Regions from separate parts of the Mus musculus genome. Here region 2 is linked to region 1. Evidence: chromatin loops called from intact Hi-C (ENCODE). Cell type or tissue: left cerebral cortex. All regions are shown on one strand.

Region 1 (2,500 bases):
CCTGTGCTCCATGGGCTCAAGTCTGCCTGCCCTACAAGCTTTCTATCAACCACCTACAATACATTGCTGGAGTATAACCAAGTATGTTTGGCATCAAAGAGGACTGTAGCTCAGCCACTATCACTCTGACTACTCATTGGCTTTGCAAGTCCAGACACTTATTTCCACAGTTTATTCAGAGACTAGAGAGCTACCCTAGATATGACAGATGTGAGTTCTGCTCTCAGAAACCATAAAATCTGCTGTTACTATTCAAAGCTTGGGTATGCTGAAAAGCTGATGCAGGAAGGCTGCTTTGAACTGGAAGCTAGGCTGGATAACATACTGCCAGGCCAACCTGGGATATGGTGTGAGGCCCTTAAAGACCAGCTGTGCTTCTTCACTCATTTTCCTTTTTCTTTTGTTTTTTTTTTTTTTTTTTTTTAGGCAGTCTATGTAGTCTTGCCTGTACTGGAACTTGTACAATCAGTTGGCCACAAACTCACAGAGATCGACCTGCCTTTGCCTTCTAAGTGTTGAGATTAAAGCGGTGGTCCCATCATCCCTGGCTCTAAACTTTTTATTATTTCTATTATTTTTAATCATATTTTTCTTGATGTTTAAATCTAGTTTACAAAACTAGCTCTAGAACAGTCAGGACTACACAGAGAAACCCTATCTCGAAAGCAAAAAAAAAAAAAAAAAAAAAAGGAAAAGAAAAACGTTGCAAAAACTAAAGGGAAAGCTTTTTGATCTATGCACCTGAAATGCAGAAAGCTATGGTCTCAGCCTGCAGAAAGGCTGCACAGTTTGCACAGTTCCCACCTTCCTGCAGATCCGCAATTGCCTCTGCAAAGACCACCCAGGGACCACTCCCGACCCAAAAGCCTGGATAGAGAATATATGATAGTCTCTCCTTATGACACACAGATCCAGCAGTCTATCTTGGTACAGGGCTCCGGGTAGGACAGAAGAACGGCTGCTCTGCTCTGCAGAGGAAACTTGCAACTCTAAAGAAATTGGCTGCGGCGGGGCCCGCATTGAACCCCGAGGCGGCTGAGGGCCTGAGGGGAACTCACGCTGTTGCTGCTCCAGTGCCAGCTTGCACTTGTAGTAACTGTAGAACTCGCCTCCAAACAGAAACGAGAACTTAGGGTTGTCCTTCTGCTTCTCCATCGTCATTTTCTCGAACTCGGGTCCGTTGCGAGCCACAAACTGAGCGAGCTTATCGATGACATTTCGAAGCTCCTGATCTGCAAAACAGAGGAAAAGGCGTCAGTGGGGGCAGCCTGACCCGGGGACCAGGCCGGGGTCCTCTGGGGCGGGCCACTGCAAGGCGGTGGTGTACGGGTCCTGACTAGGGCCAAGCGCGCGCCAGGAATGCGGGGAACCACGGAGAGGCCGAGGGAGGAGCGGCGAGGCCGCAGCGCGCTCCGTCACTGGCCCGGCAACGCGAGGAGGCACGGCTGGCCGGCGGGGGCACACGAGAAGAACCCAACGACCTCAGCTCAGGGACCGGCCTCACCATCTGGCGGCATCGGCATCTCCATGGCTGCAGCCACTGGCAACGTCCTCCGCCGCCTCACGATCGCTTACCAGCACCGGCCACAGAAGCCGGCCGGAAGTGGCGCGAAGGGCGACGTTTACGACGGCCTCGCGGGCCGCTTCGCGCGCCATTTACGGCTGTCGCTGGGAAACACCGGAAGTGAAGACCGGAGGAGGGCGGGAAGGGACTGCGTGAGGACTCCAGAGAAGGATGGCCTAGTGAGACGCATGCGCGTGAGCCTCTTTGCGCATGCGGCGGCCCGGCCGCTGTTCCCCGACGCGCTGGAGCGTGAGAAGCTGCGCCGGCGGTACTCTGGGTTTCTGCTGCGTTCTTGCGAACGCGTGCACTCCCAGGCCTCTGCGTCTTTCACATCCTTTTACGCCATCCAGAAGGCGGGATCGGCAGGTGATGGTTTTGGCGAATCACACCTCACTCGGCTCCTGTTCCGATATGCTCCTTCTGGGTAAGAATTTTGAGCATTGGGGCTCCACAACATCACATCAGACCGACGTGGAGCAAAGACATCTCTTCTGAAGCGACTATAGACGTTCTATGGAAGGAGAAGCGGAAGCTGCGTCAACACCCCATCCCTTCTGTTTATTTATATTATTACTTACTCCTGGTTTTTGAATATTAGGTCTCATAGAGCCCAAGCTGATCTCTAACTCCCCACACAGCCTTAGATAATCTTGCACTCCCGATCCTCCTCTTAGCTCTTAAGTACTGAGATGACAGGCGTGTGCCACCACCACACCAGGGTTACAGGATACTGGGGATGGAAGACAGGACTGGCTGCATGTTAGGCAATCACTGAGATATACCATCGACCTTTAGAAAGAAAAAAAGATTTATATTTTGCCGGGCATGGTAGCGCACGCCTTTAGTCTCAACACTTGGGAGGCAGTGGCAGACAGATCTCAAGTTCAAAACCAATTTGGTCTACAAAGAGTTTCAGGATAGCCAGGACTATACAGA
Region 2 (2,500 bases), 54 kb before region 1:
TCAAAATTAGGAAATTTGAAAAACCCTCCCTCAAAAAAAGTCAGAGGTAATGACTGGACTGAAGCCAGCTGAGTTAGTAACATGCTTGCCCTAAAAGCTCGAGGATCCAAATTCTCTCCCCAGAGCTAGCTCACACAGAAGTGCTACAGGATGCACGGCACTTGTGCTGGAGAAGAAGGGACAGGAGGCTCCCTGGCCTTGCTGACTTTCCAGGCTGGCCTAATTGAGGAACTACAGGCCAGTGAGAACCTGTCAAGAGAGAGGTGAACACCCACAGCTGGTCCTCTGTCATCCCACTTGGAAGCCTGGAGCACGAGGATGCAGAGAGTCCAGGAATTGGAAGCCAGCCTGGGTGACATAGCAAGGCTCTAACTCAATACACACCTATCCTCAATACACTCCCTACTATCTGTCTAGTCCTTAACCATTTTCAGAAGACAATCACAGGTGCTGTAAGAGCATGTTAATTAATATCTACTGGTCTCCACATGTTAATATAGTGTCAAGGCTGCTGGTGGCTGGTCCTTCCAGGACTTAACCACCCTGTATTGCCCTCTCCTTCAGACCAGGTGACCTGGGTGCATCAGCCTGCCAAGCAGTTCTTACCAGCTTTGGCATTCATACTTGCTCTTGTCTTAGTCCCAAACACCCGAATTTATTGACGGGTAACAAAAGAGCTTCCAATGTGTTAGGCAAAATGTGCTTTCCACAGTTTTCTGCTAATGCATTTTACATCTCTATTTTCCAAATGAGGTAATTGATATGCTGAGGTTAAGAAGCCTGCTTCAAGGACACTCTTCCAGAGTTGGAGCCGAGATCTGAATATAAAATGCTTCCTCCTGGTAACCATGACCCTGCGAAAGACGATTCTAGCAAAGTGCATATAATATGCTGTGTGGAACAAACGGGTAATTTGGCAAATTAGCAGGACAGGAATACTTTCTAATTCTTATGGATGTCACCTGGAACTAGAGACTTTGTCAGTGAGAGACTGCTGAGCTCCCAAGCACCTGATCCCAAGCACGTTAGAAAGTGGCTGAAGAATGAATGAATGTTTTCCGCTAGAAGCACAATGGCCTTCTCACTGCTATTCTGTACGTCCCTGTAGCATTTGATACGTTCAAGAAAACCATCCAGCGACCCTGAGGACGAAGACTGGTGCATACCGTTGGGGGCGTAGGATCCGCGCTTTTCGCACCGCACAGAGCAGCGGAAGCGGATCTCGGGGGAAGGAGGGCTGGGCGGCCAGAGGCGAAGCGGGCGTGTCCCGGTTCCCCTTGCGACTCCAGTATGGGACACCACCCGCCCCGACGCCCGACCCCGCGGGAGACAAAGACTGGCGGCGGGCCCACCGCTCTCGCTCGCCTCCGCGGGGACGAAGCGCGACGCGGCTCGAACAACAGCGCCCACCCCCCAAACCCCCCCCCGTCCCTTAACCTGGCCAGGCCCCAGACGGAGCAGACATACGCAGCGGCCGCGCCCCATCACCTCTTCGCAGCCGCTCGGGGGTCGCCCGGCGCAAGAGTATGCGGGCCGCTCCGGCCTGTCACCTTCAGAACCGCCCGGCCCCCGCCACTCAGCCTCTGAGCCTTCAGCGCGCGCCTCCGCGGTCCCCTGGAGCCGCGCTTCCGCGACGACTTATCTTTCTCGCGGCAACCACCGTCCGCACCGCCCCACGGCGCACCCCAGCACCATACCTGCTGCGAGAGGGGTACAAGCGGCGCCGCCATCTTCGTGCGGACTCGGCCTCCGGAGCGCCGAAGGAACGGGGGCGGGGCCGTGCCTGCGCACTAGTACGAAGGAGGGATGCGATGCGCGCGCAGCACAGCCAGCGCAAGGACAGGCCACAGGACCAGAGTACACGTGCGCAGAAGGGAATCCAAGTCCTCCCGTGAGAAGTTTTGCAGTAAGAGGGCGGAGCCTCGATCACAGTGGAGAGGGCGGGGCAGTTCTGGCTGGAGGCGGAGCCTTTATGGGGAAGGCTCTGTCGCATAGCCTTACCAGAGTTGGCCGTACCGGGTGATTTAGAGAGCCTAGCCTAAAGCACAGCGTGACTAGAAGGTTCGGAGCCTCGTAAGTTTAGTGGGCCGAGAGTGGGCGGGCTAGTCGGTCTGTGGGGGTGGGGAGGGCCTCGTGTGCATCTCCTGATTGGAGTGGGCAAACCGAGCCCCTGGCTTTGGAGGCTCCTGTGAGGCAGGGAACCCAAGGGATAGGTAGGGCTCCCTTCCAGACCGCTGCACTCCAGCTCCCTGCACTTTCCAGTCTGGGTCTGTGAATCGGAGCTTGGCTAAACCCAGGCACCGTCTTAACTTCTCCACTCTAGTAGCCTCTACTAATGCCTAGGGTTTGCTGAACTTTTCCCGGGGAAATGGAGACAGTGGCACACAACAAAGTACCATGGTGCTCAAGTCTAACTTGGGCCATATGCAGTGTTAGTACCACTCAGTATGCTTGTTAAACAGATTTGGGTTCTGATTGCTTGCAGATGTGGGTGTAGCCT

The links. Peaks named below come from ENCODE experiments on the same cell type or tissue, not always from the same donor. Only the 100,000 strongest peaks of a DNase experiment are listed, where the experiment ranks them.
Region 2: a loop joins it to region 1, with 3 times the contacts of the local background. A loop is called at or near these places in 2 of 42 quality-filtered maps.

What each region holds. Positions count from the first base shown.
Region 1 is chr8:72,473,554-72,476,053 of GRCm38, forward strand. Cherp (calcium homeostasis endoplasmic reticulum protein) reads right to left here and starts at 1,680. Exons shown (of 18, transcript NM_138585.3): 1 at 1,505-1,680; 2 at 1,059-1,232. The coding sequence starts at 1,529. In left cerebral cortex, no CTCF peak of the experiment used is centred here; DNase peaks (open chromatin) are centred at 1,372 and 1,702; H3K4me3 peaks cover 2,165 bases; H3K27ac peaks cover 1,374 bases.
Region 2 is chr8:72,419,708-72,422,207 of GRCm38, forward strand. Eps15l1 (epidermal growth factor receptor pathway substrate 15-like 1) reads right to left here and starts at 1,767. Exons shown (of 24, transcript NM_007944.3): 1 at 1,698-1,767. The coding sequence starts at 1,730. It overlaps Gm46043 (a long non-coding RNA gene), which reads left to right. Exons shown (of 3, transcript XR_001778581.2): 1 at 1-2,073. In left cerebral cortex, no CTCF peak of the experiment used is centred here; DNase peaks (open chromatin) are centred at 1,081 and 1,858; H3K4me3 peaks cover 2,076 bases; H3K27ac peaks cover 1,492 bases.